2 separate regions of the Homo sapiens genome follow, and region 1 is linked to region 2. A link is a contact called in ENCODE Hi-C or POLR2A ChIA-PET data. All regions are on one chromosome and are shown on one strand. The core of a region is the stretch at or near the end of the contact, and the rest is flanking DNA. Distances in the headings are between cores, read along the strand shown.

The links. A loop is a pair of places that touch in the nucleus more often than their neighbours do. ChIA-PET counts read pairs that join two places held with the same protein, here RNA polymerase II (POLR2A).
Region 1: a map of PC-9 shows a loop between it and region 2 (2.6-fold over the local background). The contact joins two enhancer-like sites. A Hi-C loop is called at or near these places in 1 of 168 maps with a recorded cell type or tissue (PC-9). POLR2A ChIA-PET finds 5 or more read pairs at or near these places in 1 of 52 experiments (MCF 10A).

What each region holds. Positions count from the first base shown.
Region 1 is chr7:96,716,520-96,722,567 of GRCh38, forward strand. No RefSeq gene overlaps it. Among named protein-coding and RNA genes, the nearest start is that of SEM1, 9.7 kb to the left of the region's middle. Within about 2 kb of position 4,517, at least 2 of the 41 ENCODE cell types and tissues checked have a DNase peak (open chromatin) inside an H3K27ac peak, as active enhancers do; they include PC-9, where a contact is called at or near this core.
Region 2 is chr7:96,543,837-96,549,660 of GRCh38, forward strand. It overlaps a transcript of SEM1 not described here. Among named protein-coding and RNA genes, the nearest start is that of SEM1, 160 kb to the right of the region's middle. Within about 2 kb of position 3,580, at least 2 of the 41 ENCODE cell types and tissues checked have a DNase peak (open chromatin) inside an H3K27ac peak, as active enhancers do; they include PC-9, where a contact is called at or near this core.

The sequences.
Region 1 (6,048 bases), core at 3,267-5,766, 170 kb after region 2:
TCTAGAACTTATTCATTTTGTATAACTGTAGCTTTATAACCATTGAATAGCAAATCCCCATTTCCCTGTCCCCTAGTCCCTGGCAACTACCATTCTGTTCTCTGTTTCTATTATTTGAACTATTTTGGATCCTGCATTTAAGTGAGATCGTGCATTATTTGTCTCTTCTGACTGGCTTATTTCACTTAGCATAATATCCTCCAGATTCATTCATGTTGTTGTGTTTTACTTTTTTATACAGTTGTATATAGCAGGATTTCCTTTTTTGAGGCTAAATAATATTCCATTGTGTATATATACCACATTTTCTTAATCCATTCATTAGTTGATGGGCATTCAGATTATTTCTATATGTTGGCTATTGCAAATAATACTACAATAACACTACATATTCATGGAAGTACAGATATCTCTTTGAGAGCCTGATTTCAATTTCTTTAGATATATACCCAGAAGTGGAATAATTCGATCATATGGTTGTTCTGTTTTTAATTTTCTAAGGAAACTCCATACTGTTTTCCATAGAGGCTGCACCATTTTTAGACTTCCATCAACATCACACAAGGGTTCCAGTTTCTCCACAACCTCACCAACACTTACCTTATTTTTTTTTATAATAGCCATTCTAACAGGTATGACATAATATCTCATTGTTGTTTTGATTTACATTTTCCTGATGAGTAGTGAGGTAGAGAATCTTTTCATATACCTTTTTGTCATTTGTATGTCTTCTTTGGATGAATGTTTATTCCAATCATTTGCCAATTATTTAACTGGGATATTTGGGTTTTTGTTTTGCTTTGTTTTGTTTGCTGTTGTGTTATAGAAGTTCCTTATGTGTATTTGATATTAACCCCTTATGAGATAAATAGTTTGCAAATATTTTTTCCCATTCCATAGATTGGCCTTTCATTCTGTTTCCTTGGCTGTCGAGAAGCTTTTGAGTTTGATATAGTCCCACTTGTCTATTTTTACTTTTGGGATATTCAAAAAATAGTTTTTAGACCAATATGAGGAAGCTTTCCTCCTGTTTTCTTTTAGGAGTTTTACAGTGTCCGGTCTTATATTTAAGCCTTTAATCCACTTTGAGTTGATTTTTGTGTGTGATATGTTTAATGGCTTGGTTTATGGGGGAGGAGCTTAGCTCTTCTTGGAAGGTGTATATATACCTGGGAACAACTCACACTCACATCTTTATTAGTATTATGAGTACTTTGTACCCAGTGATTGATTCTGGACATTGGGAAGAATTACAATCCCAAATAGACGGAGCTTTTTTGGCTCTTTTGTCATAACAAAATGCCTGGACAAATGAAAATATGAAAAATTATCATTGTAAGCTCCCTGAAATATTTAGATCTCATTGTAGAACAATTACTAATGAATAAAGATACAGTTATTGAAAATGTAAATGCTAATAATGAGAAGTACTTAATCTACCACAACATAAGAGCCCAGCCCAAAAAGACCCTATTTTGGACCAAACTACCTGTTCAAAAATCGGTATTTGCATGCCCAAGACTTGTTTGAAAAGGCGATTATGGTCTCACAGGTAAATCATAAGAATTTTTAAAATTTTGTAAATGCTGTATTTATATGACAGACAGGAACCACTCTGAAGGAATCATTATGGTTTGGGAAATGATATGCAATTTCAAAATCATCTAAATCATTTCAATTGCCTGTATTTACATTTATATAATGGGTATTTATAATGGTGATTATTTTAGAACTTACCTTGTTTTCCAGGATCTCACATTGGTTTCTATGGGAACGAGAATGGCTCTGAAGAGGAGCATTTTAAGAACTCTTTTCACATTCAGTGACTGCTAACTGAACTGTAAATTCTGTTTGTCTGTTAACGGTTTTTAACATTTAGATTTTAACACAGAAATAGAAGTTGGGCATTCTAGCCTCATAAATCATTTTAAATAATAAAAACTATTTTTATGAAACATCTGGCACATTTGAAACATTTGAAAAACAAAATAACTAGCTTTAGGAGCTAATAATCTGTTCACTTTATTAAATTCATTAATGATTAATCCACATTGGCCATGTGCTTGCTCTTAGAAAATTGTGTAAAGAAGAACTTCATCAGAAATATATTGTTTTAATACACTTTCTCTGCTATTTATACATATGTGTGTGTGTGTATATATATATATATGTTTTCTTAGTTGTATAAAATCCCTTAAAGTAGTATAAAATGTTCTGCATTTAAAGTTTCTTCTCTGCTAATACCTCACTCATCCTGTGCTATTATTTGCCCTGGTATCATGTTGTACCTTGACCATGAGTTGGTACTTTATCCATGTTCTTATACCAGTTGGAACTTATTTTTACTATTTTTTGAAACAAGCTCATAAGTCTTTGAATTTCAATTTTTCTTTTTCTTGGAAGAAATTTTTAGATCATAAAAAGCCCAATGTGTAACTTATGGATTACGTTTGTTCAGTTTAAAACTGTATTTAATATTTCCTCACATTTCATGTTTTCCAATTAATTTTATTTTTTTTTAATTCCCTGGAAAAATGAAATTTCAATATATCATTATTTAATTCCTTCTCAACATAATTAAAACCCACTAAAAATAAGAGAAGCCTATTCCAGAAAAGAGTGCTAAAACTCAAAATTTTTCTTGTACCCAAACTATAAAAGATGCTAGCTGAAAGCATATGCATCCCATAACCAACTTATGTAATAGCTACTCCAGTTATTTCTGATATACGATCTATGTCTTAAATCCGAAGAGTAAAGGTTGGTGGCAGACTGCCAGGTGGGGTAGAATTAGCACTGGGTGATTTTGCCTTCCTTTTGATTGGAATGTGTTTGCTTGCTGTCAGCCTATCCCTGACGGTAGGCTGCCAGAGACTAGTGTCAGTTTGAGAAGTGGAGCTGCTAGCATCGCTGTGACTAAGGGATCATTCTGTAACTCAGGGGTCTGGTGTAAGCTCCATGGAATTAATTTTTTCTTCTTTCTTAAAAGTATTTTTCATTCAGATTTGATTTTATGATATGAATTAAGGATTGCCACACTTTGAAAAAAGGTGACGATAAATAAATGAGAAATATGTAATCAAATGTTTTGAGAGGAATGATTAATTGATTTGCTATTCTATTTTTTTAAAGTTGATTTTGAATTGAAGTACAAAAATTGAAAAGTAAAATCAAGTCTAATGTTAATCATTAGAAGAGAAAGAGTTATCTTGAAAAGTATCTGTCAGGCCTCTGAGCCTATATCTGAATCTGAAGGTGAGGCATATAATTGTCTAGCACAGAGCTACTCAAAGTGGGGTCCCTGGACCAGCGCCTATAAAAGACAACTATAGAAAGTGAGCATAAACATGTAGAAACTCTTAGAGCAGTTTGACACTGCCACTTCATCCAACCCTGTGATTTCGTATTTTATAAAAATCAGCCCATGGCATTTTTGAATTTTAAAAATTTGCCCTTTACTACAAATGGAGATGGATTGATTTAGCATAAATTACTGTAAGCAGAAAAGAGTGTCATTTGAACTTCATATATTGAGAATAATTTATCCTGTGTGATTCTGTCTGAAAGCTGGGAAGTGAGGTGTTTTTCTCTCTGAAAAATCTCTTTCTAGCCCTAGAATAGCATATTTATATTCATAAGATTACAGCAAAGGAGGCTGAAGCTGATGTTGTGCTCTCCTTTTGCAGATATAAAAACAAAAGTACAAAGGGCTTAAGTGAGATGTCTGATATTACACAATTAACATCAGAATTTAAAATCAAGTTAAGTAAACAGCATTGCACAGAACTTATTTAATATTCTGATGAGTAAAATGAAAACACCCTAGGTTGATTATGGCATCAAATTGGATATATTTGTAATTATATATGGCAGATGTCAGTGCTTTGTCTTAAGGTTTCTGATGGAAAAGCATTGTGATAGTCGTTCAATGGGTGAACAGTGAAACTATACATACTGCAAACCAAGGTGATGAGTTGGAAGGAATTCAATAACCAAAACCAAAATTAAACAAAGAGAATGAAGAAAGATTAAGGTAGGAACACATAGTTTGGTTAAAGAACTAATAGAGCAGAAATGTAAGTCCACAACTCTCTGAAAGGTATAAAATTCCAAAAGAAAAAGGGTTCACCTTGGACTGTAAATAGGAGAAATAAAATGAAAATAAGAAAGGGAAAGTTTAGACAAAACATTGGGGATTCTTGTTAATTTTCAGGAGTATTAGGTTAGTTGAGTGGGTGCCCAAAAGAATCTCTAAGGACATTTAAAACTTCATTGAACAAAGCCATGGACAGTGTATTGTGGTGAGCAAGAAGACTTAATGGCAGGGGGATGGTCTGGATCAACCATGAGGTGTTTTTCAGCTCTAATTTCTAGTATACCATAGCTCTGTGAAGAATAGTTGCTAAATTGCTTGATCAACCCAGACAAATAAAACTCAAAACAGGAATAAATTCCCAGACAAAACAATAAAGTCAGCCAAAATTGAAACACACCCCTCAGAATAACAAAGAACCCTAAATCTTGCATCATACCCCAAAGACGACAAATTCAGTTTCTGGCAGCCTGCCCAGAAGAATAAATTCCAGAGACTAGATCCTTCACTGAGTAAGCCCAACCAACAGGTTGGGAGAGTTCAACTTCTCAGACACGCAAAACCTCCCAGCAGATATTAATATTAGAGCAGACTAAAACTGAAAGGGAAAAGTGATATATTAAACAGCTTGATCTATGAGTGAACTAATTCCTGTATTCATTCTTCAAGGAGTTATTATGGAGTACCTACTATCTGCCAGCTACTATTCTGGGGTAGGGTACCTCAGTGAACCAAACACTGAAGAGATCTACCCTTGTGGAGTTTACGTTCTAGTGTGAGGAACAGTAAAGAACACGGTATGCCATATCTTCAGTAGGTGGGAAGTGCTAAGGGGAGTAGATAGCAGGCTAAGGAATATGGCGGGCAGGGTTGGGGGTGTGACAGAATGGGGGCAGATGGCTGCGTTTAATAATGCAATCAGGGTAGAACTCCTGAAGAAGGAGAGACATTTGAGCAAGACAAAGGCAGTGAGAGTAGTTAGCCAAGTGGGTACTGGGGAAAGAATATCCCAGGCAGTGAGAACTTACAGAGCACAGCAGGAATGGTGGAGCAAACCTGGTGTGTTTGAGGAATATGAAGGAATATTCTTCCCCACACTCACTCCCCTCCAGTGGAATGAAGTCAGAGAGACCTTGTAGGCCTTTACTAAGACCTTGTCTTTTATTCTGAGTAAACTACTTACATCTTGCTGTGAGACTCTTAGGACCTCAGTGAAGAAATTAATGCACTTCAGGTGCCAGCCTCCCTGGGCAACCATTCACTCACACATCAGTGGTGTTTCTTTGTGCTCCTTCAGATTGTTCAGGTCATAAGTTATAAGAATGTCAGCATCTTCCGGCAGCATGGGCCTTTAACATAAAAGTATGTCCTGTAGGTACTGCTACTGAGAATGCAGGGAAAATCGTGAATCTTATAACTCTGGATGTTTGCTTTCATTTTTTTCTTAGACCAGCAATAAAAAATTTTAAAAATTATATTTATGATCTTTGTATGATGTTTGTACATATATGAAATATGTACTCTGTCACAGAAAATAAAACCCTAAATATCAGCAATTGTATTGTGGGTTTATATTCTATGAAACCTGATCTTTACTAAGGGCTTGATAAATGTTTAAAGGTAACTAGGAGCTTAAAGTTAGAAGACAAAAATGGATCTGCTTGTGAGAAGGAATGACAATATTAAAAGAATATTTTGATGTTTTTGGATATTTGAAAATATTCGAAAATTAAAGGCTAAGTTAGAAAAACACTGTTAATGTTTATTCATGATTTGAAAAAAAGTGTGTTGAGTACCTGCCGTGTGCCAGGCACATTTTCTAGACCCTATGGATACAACAGTGAGCAACACATAAGAGCCTGAAATCTAATACGTTCCTCTATGAAGATTCTCTTCAGGCAGTTTACCAGTTCTATTACAACAATGTGTAGCTGAGGTGGTGGGTCAATAGGAGA
Region 2 (5,824 bases), core at 2,330-4,829:
CTTTGGATTTGCATTTGTGATCATAACCCTTCATTTAGCTAAGAAGCTACCAGGGCCAGCTGGCACAACCTGTGCATTCACACTGGGCCCCATGCTTGGCTTAGTGCTCTATGATCACCATCTTGAAATTCTTAATTTCTAAGCAGGAGTGTCCCACAAATTATATAGCCAGTCCTGAGTTTTACAAATTAGTTTAAATTCTGGAAGGGGCCAATGGAGAACCAATCCCTAGCTAAGGTGGATTCATGAGCCCATCAGCGTTAAAACATCACAGAGAAATGAAAATCTCTTAATGTTCTTAAAGGCCTCTAGGAAAACACAATTCCACAACCACTTTTGCTAGCCTGTCCTTTATTTCATAATTTCTAGTATTATAAATTTTGCATATGTTTAACACAAACATCTCAGTTCCAAATAAACTTAATTTTTTAAAGTTTTCATCTCTAATAACAGAGAATTATGACACATCAGTTGTAGCACTGAGCACCTACTATGTTTCTACCTCTGTAAAATTTGTTAATATCTACCCTGCTTTTTTAAATAGGATTTTTATAAGGATCAGATGAACATAATATAATTATAAAGCGCTATAGAGAAATAAGCTATTGCTTAAATAACATATCTTTGTTTTCTCATTATAGATGTTTAATAAATTCCTTAAAAATAGTATTGATTATTCTCTTACTTATAAACTATCTTTAATGTTTAATGTTACTGAATATTAGCATACAATTGACACTTAAACAACATGGGGGTTAGGAGTACTGACCTACCTTGCAGTTGAAAATCCACACATAACTTTTGACCCTTCCAAAACTTAACTACTAATAGCCTATTATTGATCAGAAGCCTTATCAATAACATAAACACTTGATTAACACATATTTTATATATGTATAATATACTATATTCCTACAATAAACTAAGCTAGAGAACAAATGATATTAAGAAAATCACAAAGACGAGAAAATATATTTACTATTTATTAAGTGGGAGTGAATCATCACAGAGGTCTTCATTCTCATTGTTTTCACATTGAGTAGGCTGAAGAGGAAGAGGAGACCTTGGTCTTGCTGTCTCAGGGGCAGCATAAGCAGAAGAAAATTCAAGTTTAAGTAAACCCATGCATTTCAAAACCCATGTTATTCAAGGGTCAGCTGTCTTTTAAAGGCTTATTTATGATCCCTTACTCGTAACCACTTCTTCATAACTTACCATTGGCTCATTCTCTTGTAAAGCCTTCCCTGACCCCATGGAAACCTCTGGATTTGAGGAGAATCAGGAAGTGGATGCACCCCTTTTTAGGTTCTTCCACTCATGGTATTTGGGGCTTTTGTTATGATCCCAAAGAAAATCTGACTCCCAGGTCCTGGGGTTGTGGAGTTGTATGGGTGCTATTCTTTCTTTGAACTGATATTTCAAAAATTTTGTCCCATGTATTCTAACTTTCTTACTAATTTTATTTAAAGAGGAGTAATGGTTCATAGTTTTTAAGGGGGACACAGAAAGATTAAATGAAGGAAATCACAAGCTGCTCAGAACGCCAAAGGAATTGAGAGAAGCAGTTCCTAAAGCTGAAGTAGTAAAACTCAACAACTTGCTAAAACATTCCATATGAGGGGAAAAAAAAAATTTAAGACCAAGGAATTAGTGTGCTGCCAGCATAGAGATTATTTGTTAGCACTTGGCTAGCACTAAGTTTTATGTATTGCTAACAAGATGCTGATAACATGGTTTCTGAAAGATTTTCAATGCTTGGCAAATACGTTTATTCCTTAGTGTTTTATACTCAACATTTTCAGAAAAATCTAGGTTTCTTAAACATATATCCCAGTTATTTTAGCGTTATGCATAGAGCCCTGAATTTTCACTATTTAATACACATTCCAAAGACTATCCATATTTGGCCCATACAGATAAATGCAAACAATAGGATGGATGTTTCCATCCTGTGCTGTAAATCCTCCAGCTTAACATTTTGAGTCTGGACAATAGATATAGCTGAAAAAAGATTTGGATCCAAATTGTCTAGCTTACATTCCCATAGTTGATATAGCAATGCTATCAGCTGAGGAGTTTGAAGAGCCTAAAAGATTCTCTTCCTCCTTCCTTCAGAAATGGTGCTGAAGAATGAGACCTAAGAACCTAATTTGCTTGCATATTTGTACCCCATCCTTTGAATCAGCCTGTAAGCTAAGCAGCTGCTCTGCAGGCTTCTCTGTTTCTCTGAGAAGAATCTTGCTCTGATTTCTTGGAGAGGGGGTTGCTTCTTAGCCAAACCTGCCAATCATGTTGAATCTTGAAGCGATCAATGAGGCAAATTCAGATAAAGAGAACCCAACAACTGCCAAGACTGATCGGACACCTACTGCTAAATGTTGGAGATTCAAAGATGAATAAGATGATTCCTGTCTTTAAGGAACTCACCATCGGAGGGGAAGAAAATATGTAAAGAATTACAGTAAAATTTAAAAATGCTACACACAGTTCCTCATCTTGAACTGAATACACACTCCTCATACTCTCAAACCAATTGTCACATACCTTCTTTTGCTTACACAAGCATCTCTAGAACTTGTGAAGTAATACAATCTTTGAAAAATATTTATATAATCCTCCACATCTTTCACATGAAGAAAATGATGATCATTTTCAGTACCTACCTCTTATGTGTTGACAAAAACCAGCAGAGTTCTCACAAGTATTTCTGGATTTATGTTTAGGTTTGACTAATTAATTGAGCAGGAGAAAGAAGGATTAGTCACTATATAGTTATACAATTCATCAGCAATTTCAGGGCTCCATTAGCCAACACTGGAACATTCCACCGGCACGATCTTCATGAGGATATTGAACAGGTTTTATTCTGTGATTTGTTTTGGAATGAAATTCTACTCACCCTTCTTTGTGAATGAATGCTGTTCAACACAATTTAAATATTTAAAAACAGCATTGAGGGTGTGAGCTGTTGTTTAAGGATAAACTGTCATGCTTCAGCCTAAAGCACATTTTCTCAGTGGTCATTATTCTATACCTAGTTGATTAGAAGCCAAGGAGTTTGTCATCACTGGTAGCCACCTACCCATCATGATGGAAAAAGCATCATCCTTTCGGTTGTAGCTGGCATGAGGACATATATGTATCACATGGGGAACCTGCAAATTCTCTAATGCAGATTGCAGCTGAGAATGCAGAAATGTGAGCTTAGACTACAAGAACAGTGGAAGTCTTTTCTGAACACCTGTTTGTTATTGAGACAGCAATTACTGTATAGTTGAGAGGGAAACCAGGGAAGACACCCCAAACGACTGCAGCTTGAATTTTTAAGCTGAGCCTATATAAGCATATGCATTTTAGAATTGATGCTTCTTATATCTCCAGTGTTGATGTTTCCTTCATTGATGGTCTAGAGGACATTTAGGAATCTCTGTCAGCAAAACAGATCCTTTAAAATTTCTTAGGCTAAAGATAGTCTCTTAAGTATGAATAGGGGGTTGTAAGCTTTGATTATGCTTTGCTTTATCTGCGAAAAATCCTGGGAATGAATAGAGTATTGTGGTCAGTTTAGTCCCATGCCATTCATGGTCCAAAGGCAAAAATGTAGTGTTGTCACATTTGAAAAGTGGCATATGTTTTCCTGGTAATTACATCTTATATGTTTACTATTCAAAAAATGCAGGTGTGGGTTTTTGAACAGTGTCCAATGACAATGTGCCTGACTGGCAGCAGTTCCTAAGTGAGTCATGTTTCACTGTCTGTCGTTTTTTATAACTGTTTTCACCACTAATTTGGTTCTCTGATGCAGTGTGCAATTAGTTCTATTATGAAAGCAGCTGTCTTCAGTTTTACAATGGCACTTTCCCCTTTGGCTTGCACAGAGCTTGTTGTGGTTCTGCTGATGTGATGATAGGAGTTGTAAAGTGGTACCTAGATGAGCCGCACTGGGCCCGGATCTTCCCTGTACACAGGATTCTTGCTTACTCACTGCTACTCTACTGCTGTTTCTCCCAGCTCAGTTAAAAAGAGGGTCACAAATTAAGTTGCCCCTTGTAAGACGTGTACTGTAAAGATTGGTGACCAGGCCATTTGTACCACTGGAATCCTGTTGTTTATAAAAATTATATTTGAAAATGATGTATTAGGTCAAAGTTGAGATGGGGAGGTACACTGGGCAAAAAATAAAAAAAGGATTGTTGTGTTTGGTTCACTTTCAAACATGAGGTATGATATTTAAGATTCCAAATGAAGCCTGAATGCAGCAAATGCCAGTATATGAACAATAAAAAAATTGAACATAATGTTTGTAGTTAGTTATAATATGCTTTGGATTTTCCTGCTCTCTGAAAGAACATCCTATTTTCACAGGAGTTTCCATGATTTTCGATTCTTAATCCCAAGTCTCTTCTGACATCCAGAATTCTCCAGGAGACCTAGAGCAATGACCATTCTGAGCCCATCTTTCCTAAGAGGAGCCAATAGTTTGAGCTTTCCCTTACAAGCATAATTCCCTATTAATATCTTTAGAACATTGCTACTCAAAGTATGGTCCCCAGACTTGGAGTAACACATCATCTGCAAGCCTGTTAGAAAACAGAATCTATGGCCCCACCCCAGGCCTACTGAATCAGAATCTGTATTTTAACAAAATCCCCAGGAAATCTATATGTATACTAAATTCTGAGAAACCCTACTTTAGAACTGTATTATTTGCTCCCAAAGCCACAGCTATGTCTGAGAACCTGACTGCTACTTATTAGTGATTGTTAATGAAAATCACTGAATTTTACTGAATTTAGAGAACTTGTGATCAACCGAACTATCTGGTTCTTTTAGTTTTTTTAATTGTCCTCTTCTCCCTTTTTAAAATATAAACTCTTTGAGCACAGGTACTTTCCCCGTTTTGCCCATTAAAGTATCTGTAGCGAGTAGAAGAGTGCCTACCGCATATTTAGCAATCAACAAATATTTGTTGAGCTGAACAAGTGAACAAATGACTCATTATAAATAAAATATGTGCTCAGCAACAGAAGCAGATCAAATTCCATAATCCCATGGGGTTTACTCAGAACCTTAGCACATCAGTGCCTGGGGCAAGAGGTGAGGCAGAAATTGAGACAGGGAGCGCATGAGTTCAGAGCTCGTACTGTATTGATAGTCACAGAGGACACCTGGGCTGTCTAGGGAAGAAGTGGCAGCTCTGAAATTTTTTCCCCTGATATTTGGCAAGTGGCAGGGTTATGAGTCTTGCTGGCAAGAGGTAATCCACTCCAGTTGAATCAAAATCTTCCTTGAGAATACTATCCCACATATGCTGTTGGAAAAGCAGTAAAAGGGGTCCAGGAACATGAGGGTTGGTAGAGTGACCAAATCTTTCTAGTTTGCCTGGGACTGTCCGAATTTTAGGACTGGTAGTCTCACATCTCAAGAAGCCCCTCAGTCCCCGGCAAACTGAGGTGGTTTCCCTACTTGAGTGTTTGCCATAGCACCATGTCTGCTGAGAGCCCCTGCCAAAAAGGCGGAGGACTTGGGGCCTTTGACAGACATTTAGATTTTTAGGGCACTTTCGTGATCCAATCAAGAATGTCCAATAACAGAAACTTACCTTGAGGCAGATCTCTTATGTTCATCCAGTGGCTTAAATCCCACTAATTTCATAAAAGCGTTCTTTAATTTTGTCTTTAGATTAATATGAGCAGGGACAGACTTTTTCCACACAAGAGGATGGCTCACTTAAAAGCACCATCTTACAAATCTTAGTTTTGTACTCTAAAGGTGCTAATATTTGAATTGTCTTGGAGGTACACTGCTCTAGGACCTGAGCCAT